Linked DNA regions of Mus musculus: region 1 is linked to region 2. A link is a loop called in an ENCODE intact Hi-C map of the cell type or tissue named here. Cell type or tissue: heart. All regions are shown on one strand. Links, peaks and the distances in the headings refer to the core of each region. The heading gives the core; the rest is flanking DNA. Region 1 has its middle 190 kb from the start of Gm31307. Region 2 has its middle 66 kb from the start of Gm31307.

Evidence for each region. Peaks named below come from ENCODE experiments on the same cell type or tissue, not always from the same donor. Only the 100,000 strongest peaks of a DNase experiment are listed, where the experiment ranks them.
Region 1: it touches region 2 in a loop (2.4-fold over the local background); 2 of 42 quality-filtered maps call a loop at or near these places.

What each region holds. Positions count from the first base shown.
Region 1 is chr12:68,460,319-68,468,668 of GRCm38, reverse strand. No RefSeq gene overlaps it. Among named protein-coding and RNA genes, the nearest start is that of Gm31307, 190 kb to the left of the region's middle. In heart, for the core only: no CTCF peak of the experiment used is centred there; no DNase peak of the experiment used is centred there; H3K27ac peaks cover 1,449 bases.
Region 2 is chr12:68,580,299-68,588,648 of GRCm38, reverse strand. No RefSeq gene overlaps it. Among named protein-coding and RNA genes, the nearest start is that of Gm31307, 66 kb to the left of the region's middle. In heart, for the core only: no CTCF peak of the experiment used is centred there; no DNase peak of the experiment used is centred there.

The sequences.
Region 1 (8,350 bases), core at 64-8,063, 120 kb after region 2:
AGATAAGTCTTGCAAGCCCTAGGAGTTCTACAATAAGCAGATCCAAATTTGGTCTCTTGAGTCTCAAGGTAAACTCTTTTGTGAGTCTCTGTAAATAAGAAAAAAAAATCAAGTTACATAATCCCAATCTATAATTGAACAGAATAACTAACTATCTCTTGCTCCAAAATGGAGGGTTGGAAAACACAAGGAAAGACTAAAACGCAACAGGCCAAACATCTACTTTCCATTTCTGACATCTGGGGTTTATGGTGACTTAAGAAGCCCCGGTCACTCCAATTTTGCATACTATCTCTCTTGAGTCAATGCCACTCCTTGCCTGTAGCTTTCTTTAGTGGACACCCCCAACATTTGGGGTCTTTAATGAAAATTAAGCTTCACTTAGATTTCTTCAGTGATCTCTCAGAGCCATCTTTTTAGAAAACTTGGCACTTCTATACATTGTCTTGCTTCAGCAGCTTTTTGGGACCTCAAGTTAGACTCCTTAACCTAGTAACTCATGTTTTGTATTCTTGAAAGACCAGTTCTCAGCGCAATAAGTGTTTATTGTAGTATAAAATGTAAGTGACTATAGCCCGGGAACATGAACTCACATTGGCCTAAATTACAGGTTGCAATGTGAAGAATGTTTCATGAATTTTAATGGTTATAGAACAAAAGAAATACACAAATAAAGGCAGTTTTCAAATACATTGACGGGAGTGTCAGGTAGGTGGGTTACAGCAACAAGGAGGAAATCATAGATACTATATGATGACATAGACCATGCTGTTAAATTCTGCTGCCAGATGTAGCTTGGACCCATTCTGTCACAGGTATGAGGGAATACTTCTTCAACAGTTATTTTTGAGCATGGACCACCATTAGCAGCATTTTGTGTTCTTTCTTTTAAAATGCATTTCATCTGTTGGCTCTGCTAGTGGGTAGAGCACCTCTCCTCTTGTTTGAGTGCAGAGTGTGGGAGACAGTAGGAATGTAGACAGTACATGGTTTATATGGTTCCAGAGGAGAACTGCAGGTCTATTAGGTACTTGGATAAGGGCCATTCATGTCATATCTGGCAAAGAATCTGCCAATGAATACTCTATCCATGTCCTGAAAATTTGAATGAGGCTGAGTTCAAAAGTAATGTATTAAGTTGTTGATTTCTCTTTAATGGCATGAAGTAATTATGGCTACTCTCTACTCATCTGCCTTTTCTGCAACATTAAACTCATTGTTTTCCTCACTAAATGGCACATTTTTATAATTTTCTGTTCATTCTACCTGAAAATCTGACTAAGAACAGTAAAAACTTACAGTGCCAAAACCTGGATGTTAAAATGTCTTAAATTTCCTTCACCAAACAACTTACTTTCCTGCAAACTAGTTCCAAAATGCCAATTTTCATACAAACATGTTTATTACAATAGCCCCAGATCTAAATTTGGGTAGATTTATCCACAGGAACAGAGTCAATAGAACACACACACGCACACGCACCGAGCGCATACACAGAGTATGTGTTATGTTTACTTAATGATGGTAGGTGGGAAGTTCAGTAGTGGTCATCTACTAAAACTGGAGAGAGAGAGAAGCTGGTAGCTGCATCATCCACAATTTGAATGCAGCAGCAGTCATCATTCATTGATGAAAGTCTGAAAGATTCCTGGAGAGTCACTGATATTTCGTACGTGTAGGAGGCTGAAAGAGCTGGAGTCTGGACATCAGCAAGGGATGACAACTGCAATGTCAGACACAGTCACTCAGAAAGAACCACAAGCAGACAAGTGTGCAACCACTTTTTCCTTGAATCTCTTTCTGCGCCAGCCATTAGAAGGCGCATGTATTGAGGTTCGGTGTCCTTGAAAATGCCCTCACTGACAAGTTAAGAGGTATCTTTCCATGATGATTCCAAGTCTCATCAAATCAAGATCAACTATCACAGATATCCAAAGCAATAAAAATGTAAGGAACTGCCAGCAAAAGTACAAGGAAACAAAACAGTGAAGTATAATGTGGAATGCTGGATGAGTTGCTGAAACAGAAAAATAGATAGAACTCATGAAACAGGCACAAGTCATTCGCTAGGTAAATAATGAACACAATTGCTTCTGAGGTTATAATTACTGTACCATGCTGAGTTGTTTCTGATAGGGAGATTGCTTTGGGGTACTTGGGAATCTGCATAGGTTTTGCAAATTTTCTTTAAAACAAAACTTGTCTTAAAAATAAGTAAATTAACCTTAAGAATGCCTGAAATAGAAACAGATTAGAACAAATAATTTTAAAAAATGTGAATGCTATAGAATTTCCTTACCATTTTTTCTTGACTGCCAATCATGTGCCAAATATCACAGCAGCAGAAAAGTCAGCTCATTCACTCAAAGAAATTCTCCATGGGTAATTTTTTATTCCTTCTATTAACTTTTCTAACTGATTATCAGAGTTTGATATGTATAATAATTATTTTTCTGGGTTTTTGTTCAAAAGTATGTACAGTATTTATCCATGATGGAAAGAAAATTATAGAATACTTAGGTAGAGTTGATTTTGGCTGCATGTGCTGACTTTACAGCCAAATAATGGAAAGAGAATCTATGCTATATCTTGTAACTCATCTTGTTCAATGGAACTTGGAAGTTTTGATGTGGGTCACTGACAATGGTGTTAACACAGGATTGTGAAAAAATTCTATTTTTGCACCTATTAAAAAGTGAAAGGAAAGTCACGTATGTAGCTCAGGCCTATAATCTCAGAACTAAGGAAGCAGAGGTATGAAGACTGCCATGAATTTGAGGCTATTGGTTATGTAGAGAGTTCCAGGCCAGCCTCAGTTACAGGGTGAGAACCTGCTTCACAGGATGCGGAAAAACAAGAAATAAACAAACAAAAAAGAACTTTCCCAAATCCTCTTATGAAAATGTTTTAATGAGTGTGTGTGTGTGTGGGGGTATGTGTGTATGCCTGTGTCAGGCTTGGCATCAAGACACCTGTACCGACTTGGTCACTATGCCTAGCGTCTATATCTATATCTATATCTATATCTATATCTATATCTATATCTATATCTACATCTACATCTACATCTACATCTACATCTACATCTACATCTATATCTATATCTGTATCTATATCTATATCTACACACATATACATATATACATATACAGACATATATACATATACATGTGTGCATACACATATATATCAACAACAACAATATATATAAACAAATATATATGTAATATACATATTATATGTATATGTTATATACACACATACACACACTATATATATACATGTATATGTATATACACATATATATTATGAAAATTATTTTAATTGTAGTCTCTGAAATGTCCTTGAATTCCGTAGTGGAATATATCACTGTCTTTTTCAAATGTCAGCAACTCTGACATCAGTCTTTGCTTTAAATCTTTCACCATAACAAATTTCTTGTTAAACCTCCAGGGCAGTGATGTGGTAGCTGAGGAACGCGCTCAATAAGACCACTAGGAAACTAAAGCAACTGGCAGGGAGATAGCTCCATTTTCTTCATCTTGTTTTTTGGCATGAAATGAACTTTTCTATAGTAAATATTGCAAAATATTTCTTTAATTTCACGAAAAGAGTGTACATAAATATTATGAACTTTACAGTTTTAATAGCACCTAAACTGTAATTTAAGTAGGATATAAAAAGGAAGTTATAGTTATAATATACATTTTAGTATTAAAATATATAGGCATAGTTATTCTAGGAGATAAAATGTAATTAAAGAAACAAAAATTTCCCAAATATCCCAAATGCCTCTGAGGTGGTTTTACTGGCTAGCGTTTATGCCAATTTGACACATACTAGAGTTATTTGTGAAGAAAGAACTTCGGTTGAGAAAATACCCCTCCAGATTGCACTGTAGAAATTGGACTGTGTGGTATTTTCTTAATTAGTGATTGATATGGGAGGGCCCAGTTCACTGTGGGTGATGCAGCCTCTGGACAGGTTGTCTTGAGGTATGTAAGGAAGCAGACTGGCAGGCCTTAGGGAGCAAGCCAGTAATCTCTTCCATGGCATCAGCTCCTGTCTCCAGGTGTCCTGCCCAAATCTCTCTGGATTACAAGATGCAAGATGAAATAAACCTTTTCCTCTGCAAGGTGCCTTTGGCCATGGGCTTCTTTGAAGTAATGGAAACCCTAAGACATGGGTACAGTAATGACCTAATGAGATTCATAATGATCTGTGGACAGTGTGAACTAACTGCAAATATAGGCAAGTTCATACCATGTCTCTGTGATTTGATTATATCCTTTCTGTTGTCTCCTACAGTGTACCTGAAGCATTCCTGGAAACCTTGATCCATGTCATTCTGTTCAGTTCATCCTGCAGAGTCTACTTCAGATGATAGAGCACATCTGTGCAAAGCCCTAAGCAAAATTAGCAAGTGGAATCGACTTTTGTTCTCTTCCTCTTATTAGCTGATGATAATCCAGGCTCTGCTATGGAGTCAGGGTGGTCTTTATATCTAAAGACTTTCAGCTTTTCACCTCTACTAGTGTTAACTAGGTGATGTGTGATGACTCTATGGGTATGTGAATAGGCTAACTAATGTTACTTTGATGTCTACAATGGCATTCATTCATTCATTCATCTAATACACGATATCATTAGTTCCTCTTGGCTGATGGGGTGTGTTTTAGAGCTGTGATGATGAAGATGGAATTTTGCTTGAGTGGCATCTGAAAAAGTGTAGGAGAGTACTTGGTGTAGGAGAGTATGAAAGGTTTCTCATAGAAGACAGTGCTTGTACAAAGCTCTGAAAGATGCTCTGGGTCAGACAGTGGCGGCAGCACATACTAAGGCAGGGAGACGAGATGTGTGGCTCCCGCCTGTTATGCAGTGGGAGCAGCAGAGCAGGGTCCAGGGGAAGAAAACAGCAGAAGGTATCCAGCCTGAGTTGGAAAACTAGATTACTTAGATTGATTCATTCATTTTAAAGAAACAGAGCAGAACCTCTTCATTTGGCTAAGATAAACAATACATGGTGCAGTTTTAAAATTTACTTATTTGTTCTCTTTTTGAAAAACATTCTCAAGAAATATGTGTGTGTGTGAAGAATTAGAAAATGAATCGAGTAAGTGAAATTACAGTAGCTGAAAATACATATGCATTCAGTCCATTTCTAAGGAAACGGTTTTGAATAGAACTTCAACATTCACGCCAAATCTTCCACTATTTCTTTAAAACTTTTACCTGAGTGTGGCAGTTACAGAGAGAATTCCTTGCTCAGCCAGGATTTTCTGAAGGCTTTGGAATTGTTATTGCAGTAGGCTGGCTCCCGTGTGCTATGGAATGCTGATGCTTCAGTGCATGCCTGTGTGAGCAGAGCCAGCAGCTGGGGGCTGACTCCATCCTGCCTGCTAAAAATAGCCATAATGCTGCTGCTGTTTATTTTGCCTTGCAGCATTTCCTCACAGCTGCCATTGTGTATGCTCCCAGATAGAGGAGCATGCTATGAAAGAACAATGATGTCTTAGGACGAATCGTGAGAACATCCGGAACATGACTGTGTGTCAAGATTAATTATAACTCCTGGTGGGCATTTGGGTGGGTTGGGGATCATCAGTGAACAGTCAGCATAAGAAGAGTCTTCCTCCTCATTTTTGCAGTGAGTGTATTCCGCATTGTCCAGGGCCAATGCTACCTAAGTTGTGATCCTGAAATGTTCATTTCATGGACTCTCTGATGAATGGTGTCCACATATTTAATATTTTGGCTAAGGTCCATACCTACAAGGTTGAAGAACTGGAAGAAGTAGCCTGTTTTGTTTCAAAAGCAAAAACACCTGCTATGCCTAAACTATGCAGCCCTTCCTGTCTGAAATATGAACATTACAGATGAATGTATTGTCATCTTTTCAGTAATAAAAGTGCTTAGGGGGAAAGAAATTGTTATAGTGAAGAAAGGGACCATTAGCTGAAAGAACTGGAAAGGCACAGTGGATTGTGCAATATATGTGACAACAGCTTTCTTTTGATGATCTAGGGTTGTTTCTGTTTCATGTGCATTGCAGTGTTTGAAGGCTTGTGGGGTAAAGAGACTTGATCAATTATTATGATAATGATGCACGAGCCAAATTATGAGTTTAATTATAATTACTATCTTTATAGAGAGTTAATTAATCATAAAAGAGTACATTATATAATCTTTCTGTTTAATGAAATTCATTATACAGGCTCCCAAAGGCCTAAATATAGTTTTAAACAAATTAAACCCATGACTGGGGTTAAGGCTCTTAATGCAAATGAGGTCTGGATTAGTCACTGAAAAGGACTGCAAAGACATTAGGCCCCCAAAGTGTTGAGCCATCAGACCCTGATGACATACATACTTTCACTCTGGTAAGAGAAACAAGAAATTCAGTGGCTTTCTGAATAGTTTTGAAATTCACAATATGGCTGAGGCTGGATAACTTAACTAGCACAGATGATCCAAAGAACGTTATTCAACATCCTTGCATGTACAATGTGACATTTGACAGTGTTAAAGTCATAATCTTTGCATCAATAACTATCCAACCCTCACATTCAAAGCAGCCACAATAAGCATGAGATATGCAGCACTATAAGGATATTGAGAACAAAAATTAATGTTTGGAAAATAAAAGAGATATTATAGGCCCATGTTTCAAGTGGCCCATGAGCTACTAGTGAAATGGAAATTTCTGGATTGGTTTTCTTTTCTTTTCTTTTCTTTTCTTTTCTTTTCTTTTCTTTTCTTTTCTTTTCTTCTTCTTCTTTTTTTTTTTTTTTTTTGAGACTCAGTTGTGTCATGTGATGTTTTTCTGGAAACTGTCTTATGAAAGGATATTTTTTCCTGAAACAGACACGTGGGAAGATGTTTTTTCTGTAAACAGACACATGATTTTTTTCTAGAAGCAGCCTCAAAAGGGAGCATATTATGTTTTGCTACAGTGGATACTCGAGAGAACACATGAAGTTTGGCAAGGGTATAAATCTGAAACAACAGACAGTGGACAATGCTGTATGGTATTGGTTCGCCTTGCCATTCTTTTCTGGTCTTCATTTGTTGTGACTTCATAGAGAGAAACACATGGCAGAACTTCTGGCGTTGTCCTGGGGGCTTCTTGATGCTTCTGCATACTCGAGCTGACTGGTAGAGCTTTGCAAGTTTCTTCTGGATTGAACTGTTGTTGATTCATGAATGGTGTTTGTGAGTGGATCAAGCTACTGCTGCTGACTTGTCTGAAGTGAACTGCTGATATCCTGACAGCACAGACTGACTTTGCTCAAAAAAAAATTTTTTTTTCCTAAACATGCCAGCGTCCTCCTTTGCCCTATTAGCCTTTCATTTTCTCTATGTCTGGTGGGTGGTGAGCTAGAAGTGAGGTTCAAGCATTTAAATATTTTTATTAAAAGTAGGTTTTGAAAAAAATCTAAGCCTATATGCTGGACCATCATATAGGAAGTCCTGCATGCCCTGAAGTTTCCAATCAGACCATTTTATTTCTTTGTAATGAATAATCCTGGTACTATTTTATTCCTTTATTAGAAGATGAAAAAATTAGTACAGAGCCCAGGGTTGAGGTGAAATGAATCGCAAATAAAAGAGATGAGGCCATGAATGGAAACACAGTAGAATGAGATTTTCCAGAATCACAAGTTATTAATCTGTACCCAGTGTACTCAGAGGCCTCAGAGCTTCTTAGCTTCTAGTTCACGACCCCACTGGGGTCACATGATAGATATCCTGCATCATTAGAGATTAACATTATGATTTATAACAGTAGAAAAATGCAGTTGTGAAGTAGCAATAAAGTAACTTTGCAGTTGTGGGGGCAGGGGAGCACCACAACATGAGAAACTATATTAAAGGGTCACAGCATTAGAAAGGTTGAGAACCACCGATCTGTTACCTCCCCCACAACATCCTATCCTAAAATATCCTGTGGTGTACTTCCCTTTTACAACCTATATCTTAAGAAGTTTCTCTCTAAAAATGGAAGGTTTTCTTCTCAGAGAAAACTGCTGAACAATATAGGCAATGTTATTGTGAATGTTAAAGTGGTTTTCAGAATAGCTTTTGATTTCATTGAAAGTTAAAACAAGTATTTTATTTTTTTTTATTTGTGTGTATGTATGTATGTATATATGTATGTATGTATGTATGTATGTATGTATGCATGTATGGGTTATCATGCATGCAGGTGCCATCAGAGGCCAGAAGAGTGTGCTGAATCCTCTGGAGATGAAGGCAGAGATAGTTGGGAGTCATGCAATGTGGTTTCTTACATTAGCCTTGAGTTCTCCAGGGAGCAGGAAGCAGTCTTAGGCACTGAGCCATCTCTCCA
Region 2 (8,350 bases), core at 206-8,205:
ATACTTTGATTTTAGACTTCTCACCTCCAGGGTTGTAAAATGACAAACTGCTGTGTTTAAGTCATTGTGTGTGGCAGTTTGCTATGATATCCTTGAGAAAACAATATGGCATGTAAAACTTGATTGTCAGAGGTGAGCACTTCATAACTACTGGCATATGGCTTACATGATAATACTTGCTGGTAAAATATCATGGCTTATATTTTGATATGGGTTATACTCTTTCTTTTCTTAAACATCATAACAAAGACCAGACGTAGTCTAATGATTTTTATAACAATTTTCGGGTTTGAAGAGAAATTATCTGTTTTTATAGGTGGGAAACTGAGGCAAAAAGGAATGAAGAGCCTTTTCTTAATCTTCATAGACTATTGTCTTGACTATGGTCTTTTTTTCCTAGATTTGCTCCAGAATTCAACTTCATCCAGTTCGTGTTAGATACAATACTGTGGATATAGGAAGAATGTGAAATGGTGTGGGGCCAGCCTTAAAACCTACTACAGTTTGTCAAGGATAAAGGTCTATAGACCAATGTGATATCACTATTGGCTACATAGCCTATGATGACACCCCTTTCTCCTCAATCTGAAGAAACTCAGTTTGGTTTGTGTTCCAATTTGGCTAGATATGAGTGATTAATTTTCATTGGCATTGGTGACTTTGTTCCTACTTATAAAATTGGTCAAAAAATAGGCATATATTCTACTTTTGGTCAGGAAAAATAAAAGAATGAAAGAAAGACTTAGACTAAGGTGGTACCTTAATTCTCTGCTCATTTCTATACTCAGGTCCCATGTGACATGATGAAAGTCATCTTGCTGTTAATAAGGAGAAACATCACAGGCACAATGAGGATGACAGTGGGGAAAGCTGGACCCATCTGCAACAAGATGCCTACACCTATCTGAAGTTCTCTATATATGATAAAATTAAATGTCTCCTTTTTAACCAATCACTTAAATACTCTGGTTTGTATTAACCAAAGCATCCTAACTCACACAGGCAGTAGAATTATTAAGAAGATAAGTAGTTAACCATGGTTTGTAAGGTAAACAAAGGTTTTGGGAGGAACTGTCTCTAAACTTGATTTTGGAATGGAAAGGAGATTTTTTTTTTTATCACTGTATAGCTTGGATAAGGGTCAGGAAGCATCTTCAAGCAATCAGGATATTCATAAAGGGCAGACAGACATAGATGAGTTTCTTGGTATTAAAGAAACTGAGTGAGGCAGTTTGTTGATACTGTAGGTTAAGTTCAGGAGAAAAAGCATTAGAAAGGAAGCCGGATCTGTCTCCACAGAGGTTAGACTCCAGGCTTTAATTAATGTGCTAAGACAACAGACTTTATTCTGTGGAGCTGATGATGAGAGAACATAATTATTAGAGAGGAATTGTGGTTGCAACGATATTGTTTATGTCTTGGAAATACCTATTCCTCTGTGATGATGATGATGAGAGAGAAAGAGAGGAAGAGAGAGAGAGGGAGAGAGAGAGAGAGAGCGAGAGAGAGAGAGAGTTCACTTCTGTATAACCTAAGAGAAGAAAAGAAATATAAAGGTTAGGTTCTGGGATACCGTTAGGGCTAAATGTGGGGAGATGGTTGAAAGATTTTGATAAGGAGAAGTACAATTGAAGTCTGTTTTTTAAAGAGATATAACATCATTTAGAAAATAAATGGTTTTGAATACAGCTTTTTTTTTTTTTTTTTTTTTTTTTTAGCTTTTTCGAGACAGGAATTTTCTGTGTAGCCCTGGATGTCCTGGAACTCACTCTGTATACCAGGCTGGCCTCAAACTCAGAAATTCACCTGCCTCTGCCTCTCAAGTGCTGGGATTAAAGGCGTGCACCACCACGCCTGGTTGAATACAGCTTTTGAAGAATTAAAGATACCAGTAAACAGCATTAGACCAGCGAGCTTCAGATCTTCACACACATAGGAATCATCTAGGAAACTTGTTAGAAAACACAAATTTTGATTCAGCAAATCTGGGATTAGGTCGGATCCTGTGAACTTTTAACAACCTTCTAGGTGACTGTAAGACTGCTTATCCTCAGGCCATTGCCTCCTCAGTGACAAGGAATCCATACCCTGAGAATTATTTAAATGGGGAGTGTAGAGATACACACACACACACAAAGCCACCCCAAAAACAACAAGCAAACTAAAGAAACAACAACAAAAATTAAGCTTAAAAATGAACAATTCTACTCTGTTTAATTTTTTTTTTAATCTCAAAAATATGTTTCAATTTTTCAAATACTCAGAAAGGAGATTGCCTCCCTGACCCTTCCTGTCCTCTTAGACAGAGCACTCCATGTATGTGTTCCTTGGAGTTAATTCTGCCTTGGTTCTTGGACCAATTGTTCCATCTCCAGCACTCATTCACCACTAGGCTCACAGTTCTCTGTCAATTCTGCAAGAGACTCACACTAAGCTCTGTTAAATCTGTCTACCTTGCTTTGGGGTTAGTTCTCAATACAACCTCTGTGAGGGAGTTTCTATACCAGTTGAAGAATTCTGGCAATTTTAGTATTTCTTTTTTTATACTCTGTATAACTTCATTATTTTTTTTATTGAATTTTACAAAACAGCCACTCTCTTATAAAGAGCTAATCAAGTGTGTGTTTCCTACCCTGCACATTTATATAAGTATATATTCTGTCCAAATTGCATAGATTTCAGCATTCAAGGAAAAAGAGATACTGTTTCTTGGATTGATATGTCTGGATAGAACACAGTTTTGAATATTTTGTACTAACTTCTATACTTTAATATCTGGCAATCTATCCTTCATTATGTTAAGTGCATTTTAAAGAAGTATCCTGTGCAAATCCACAGATGACTCCTCGGCATACCAAATGGGTTCATCCCCATAAAAATGCAAATTAACTGTGCGCCAATGTAGGCCTTGAGCATTTGTATAGAAAATAAAAAGAGGCTTCTAACTGAGCCCAGAGGAGCTCTACCCACAATGAGCTGATGAGCAGACACAGTAAAGGCGCCAGATATATTACACTTCCAGAGTATTTAACTAGAAACTCCAAGTTTTAATCAGAAAGTAGTCTGCCTGTAAAGAACTGAGGGCTCATTAGGCCTTTGCAAACCTGAATGGCCCTGCATCTTGTAGTCTTAGGCTATATGGGCATTGTCAGTCTCCTGAAAGAGAGCAGAAATTGGATCAAGTTCTACAATGATCAATGAACAAAATGGGGTAATTATTTAAGCAGTAGCAAGCGAAAGCCTCTAAGCCTTTGGCAGTCTTTTATAGGACTGACCTGGAACTGTGTGTGGAGTTGTGTCAGAGACCTTGGTTTAATACAGTCATACATGGTGATGAATGATGGCCAGAGTCGAGAGCTCCAGCCAATTCTTATCTTCTATGGGGGAATAAGAGGAGCCTCAGCTCGGCACAAGTTCATGCCAGGTGAAGCTTGCTTTGTGAGTCCTCATCTTAAGAGACTAGTGGGGATGATGTATGTGTTATTGTGCTTAACTCCACTTCAAATTTCCAGCGAGTGAAAAGCAGCCAGACATTTTGTGCTGAAACCACTAATCACCTTCCACAGTATGTTTCCAAAAACATTCGAGCAGCCAGGAAATTACTCTTCCTGATATGCATAATCACTGTGGTTGTTTGTTTTGCTTTTTATCTTGCCAGGGCTGGGCTTGTTAGAGAGCAGGGAGAAAAGTTCATATATGCTCCTGGGCTTAGCTGCCTAGAAGGCAGCCTGGGCTTGAGGGCCAGCATTCTGTTGCTGATGCTAAGATTTTAGAATGCACTTTGACCTTGCTGTCAAACTGACATTTTCTCTCCAAAGCAACCGTGTTCTTAATGATTTCCTACTTGTATTTGTTATTTTTAAGCCTTGAGTCTACCCCCCCCATTTTTAAAAGCAATTATTAAGTATATCAGCATAAGTCTAATCGTCCAATATGTTTTTCTTTTAACTCTGTGTTCAACTACTTTCTCAAATCTTCATGATGCAGGGGCAGTTTTCAAATCAGACAGATTATGTTACTGTCTTAAATCTGAGCTACTTTCCCAGAAAGACTGAATAGAAGTTGACAAGTTTTCAGCTTTCTCTTTTCTTAGATTCCATACTTTCCTCATCTTTGGTATTTATTTGGCAAAATGAATTCAGGTGAATTCAGAAAGGGCTGTGGGTCAGAGAACAAAGTGGCCTACTCCTTATAGGGTGGGACCCTGGGGGCTTCACGGTTCATGCTAGGGGAGACCTGGTCCCTATTAGATAGTAGCTTGGTTACTTGCCTCCTTACTGTGGTAAGTCACCTGACCAATGCAGCATATGGGAGGGGGACTTGATTTTTGTCTCACAGTTTGGGGGTTTAGTTCATCCATCTTGGAGGGGGAGTTATAGTGGCAGAATTTTGCAGGTCACCTTGTGTTCACAGTCAGAAAGTAGGGGATAATGAATACTTATGTTTAACTTGCTTTCTTCTTGTTATTCATTTCAAAAGCCCAGGCCATAGAAGATGTCTTCTATATTTAGAGTGGATTTTCCTACCTCAAATAACCCAGTCTAGAAATTCCCTCATAGCCATGTCCACTGCTTTGTTTCCATGGTGACTGACATTCCGTCAAGCTGACAATCAAAGCTAAACACTACAGAAGCCTCGCTATCACACTTGGGAAATAGCAGAGACATCACAGCCCTGAAGTAGGATGGAGACTGGGTGGAGGATCCACAGGACTAGGAAGGGCCATTTGTACAGGATGGGTATTCAGAAAGATAGATGTAACCCAACATGGAGTCTCAGCAAATATTGCCAGGTAGGATCATTAAAGAACCACCATCCTTGATATCCCGATAGCTATATCTCTCTGGACACTCCACAGGACCCTGGAAGAAAGCAGGGGACCAATGAAGGAGCTAGAGAAAGGATCCAAGGAGCTGAATGGGTTTACATCACCATAGGAGGAACAACAATATGAACTAACCAGTACTCCCAGAGCTCCCTGGGACTAAACCAGCAGTCAAAGAAAACACATGGTTGGACTCATGGCTCTAGCTGCATATGTAGAGAGGATGGCCTAGTCAGTCATCAATGGGAGGAGAGGCCGTTGGTCCTGTGAAAGTTCTATGCCCCAACATAGGGGAATGCCAGGGCCAGGGAGTGAGAGTGGGTGGGTTGGTGTGCAGGGGTAGGGGGGTTTTGGAGGGGAAACCAGGAAAGGGATAACATTTGAAATGTAAATAAAGAAAATATCTAAATAAAGAAAAGAGAGAAAGAAAGCAGGGGACCATGAATTGACAGAGATGAACTTTCTGATTTCCTGGTGGAAGAGAAATTAGACCCAGTTATTTTAAAATAAAGACAATTATTACTCTTGGATATCTTTTATTTTATATTCATTCAAAGTGCATTAATAGCTTGATAAAACCTTCCCTCTGAAGGCCTATTATCCCCTTTCAAAGCTACTTTTATTCTGCATTCTCCTTTAAAAGCCTTACTATTTTTCTTGTTTCCTTCCTTCTAATTCTCAGTCTTTCCTTGAGTGATGTAATTATATGTGTGATGCTCACCATCAAGTGGAGAAGGAAATGAACTCGGTTAAAAAGCAAAGCTGGCAACAAGAAATTCTGCATTGTCTCAAGTAGAATGACTAACAAAGACCTTAGGAGTTGTTGAAACATGTCAGTCCTGCGTTGGGGAAGAATGAGAGCCCATGCAGGTTAGCCATTTACACACAAATGTGAAGAAACGCTAAACCCCACTGTGTTTGAGTCTTCCTTAGTGCAGCCCAGCTGAAGACTGTGCTCTCAGGGCAGGTGTTTTGAGGGTCACTCACATGGCCAGCACCTGGGGGCCTCCTTGCATTTTTTAGCACATAGATAAAGCAGGACACTCAGGTTCAGACAATGGTGAGGTACCCTTTCACATGAATGTGAGAGCTAAGGGGAGAACTAAAGATGTCTTGAGGGTTTTTTTTTTTTAATAGTCCTGCTTGGCTCTTCCCCCCTCAGTGACTTGTCATGATCTCACATTCTATATCATATTTTTAATGGGAACCGTGGATGTGCTTTTTTGGTTTTTATATTAAGTAGTTTGCTACTTTTATTGTGTATTTTGTTTTTGAATTGTAACATAGACCAGTAACATTCTAAATTGGTGCTAAGTAAAGATGATTCCGACTTGCTATGGATAATGCTTTAATATATTTATATTATCAGGCTGTGAGCAAAAAGAAGAACTTCCCTAAAAATGATAGGGATTAGAGCTAAATAAATTATAAACATGAAAAATTACTTATGTTGTCCTCAGGGGTAGATATGAAATAAGTTTGCTTGCTAAGTTATCAGAGAAAAAATATTTTAACAGACATTTCCTTACATTATTACGTTGCTCTATAAAAGGAGATAGATGAGATAGATATTTATAGGCATTATCCCACTTTGGACTTCTTGCTTGGCAGAAAAATATATCCTTTCCCAAAGTCTTGTCAAGTAAAATAGAAGCGTGGAGGACAGATACTGTTTGCATGAGCACCTTAGCCATGGTTTTGGTCCAGATGTTTTATCTCCTATGATGCCCCTATTTAATTAGTAACAGATTCAATATAGTCGCAGATGTGAGTCAGTGAAACAGTGATGATGAAACCATTACCCTGCATAATTGTTTTAGCTGTTCCGCTAATTTTTTCTTCTTCTTCTTTAATGGCCCATCGTGCATTCTTATCACAAATAAAATTTGTGCATCGGGGGGAAGCTGCAGCGTGTTGTGTTTTTGGTAATGGTTACCATTGAGATTATTTTTCTCAAGTGATTTTGGAGATTTTCTATGTTTTATGTTAACTTGAAGTTGACATAAAACATAGAAATGACTTCGGTCCTCTGTGAAGCAGACAAACAACCACATCTGTACTGGAGGATTGGTCTGCATCAAACTGACTTGTAGGATGGGAATTGGTTGGGACAACTTCAAAGATAGAAATGTTTCCCTTTTTTTCCGATGAAAAGCTTGGCTTTGATTGTAATTCGAAATAAGTGCTCTAGCTCTCTCTGTCTTTTCTTAGGTAATTCTAAGGTAATCCTTGGTCTGCTGACATGTGTCCTTATCTCCCCCTATACCTCAGTGTACCTTTCTCTTTTATTTAGTCTGTATTCACCAAGGCATCAAGGCATATTTCAATTATTTCCATGGTGGTTTACACATTTGAAGAAATGCGCAAAGTAAAAACAAACTAACAAAGTACACTCTCAGAGTCCACAGGGATTTATTTGTAAACAGTTTGGATTTCTACAAATTTGTGTTTTTCTACATTTTTGTGTTGATATGCTACATTGGGCCTGTGGGATGGATCACTGGGTAAAGAGATCTACAACAAGCCTGATGACCCGAGTTAGATCCCTGAGCGTCACACATTAGGGAAGAACTCTTACAAGTTGTCCCTTGCTATGCACATTCAGTACCATGGGAGTACGTGTGTGTACCTGTAAGACACATATGTACATACAGTAAATAAATAAATGTAACAAGAACATTTAAAAAGATGTGCTAAGTTAAATTTTCACCCTAGTGTAGAATTTGTTGTGATAAGTATAAAGGGACTGTATTTTGTAATGTAAGGTGTGTATTGGCTGCTAATACCCCTATAACTGCATCTCTTCTTTAAGCCAGTTATACTTATTGTTAGAGAAATACTGATACAGTTAATCAACTGGATTACTTTGGTGTCTGACACTTGCATTCTCTTGAGTCTCTGAGTTGAATATTAAAGGAGGTTTTTATAACTAACCGACAAATGTAATCATATATGTATTGGTGATATAAAGTGATAGTGATAGAAGTTTTGATAGATGTAAACACTGTGTAGCTAACAACTAAGTAATTCCTGTGTGTCTCATCTCAAATATTTACCATTTGTAATGAAGATACCCAAAACCCACTCTCATAGATATTTTGAATCATGTACACATTGCTATTTTAGTTATAGCAGCTCCATGCTGAGATAGAATACGAAAGTTTATCAGTTGTAACTAACTGTAACCTATACTCATGGACTAATGTCACTCTGCTCCTCAGTCTGGAATTGTCCTTTTGTTCTTCTGTGAGTCCCACCTCTCTGGATTACACATACAAGTGGGATCTTGTGGCATCTGTCTCTGTGGTTGGCTTATTTAACATAACCCAATGTCCTTTGGGGTCATTCACATCGTAATTGACAAGATTTCCTTCCATTTAACCTTGCTCTTAATTTTAGAAATGGAGTTTTCACTATTATTGCAGTTATTGTTGTCAATGGTGGTTGGAATTATGCTAAATAATAAATTGGCATATGCAGTGGCTTTCCTGCTTGCTGGTCCTGCACATGTTCCAACTGATATGC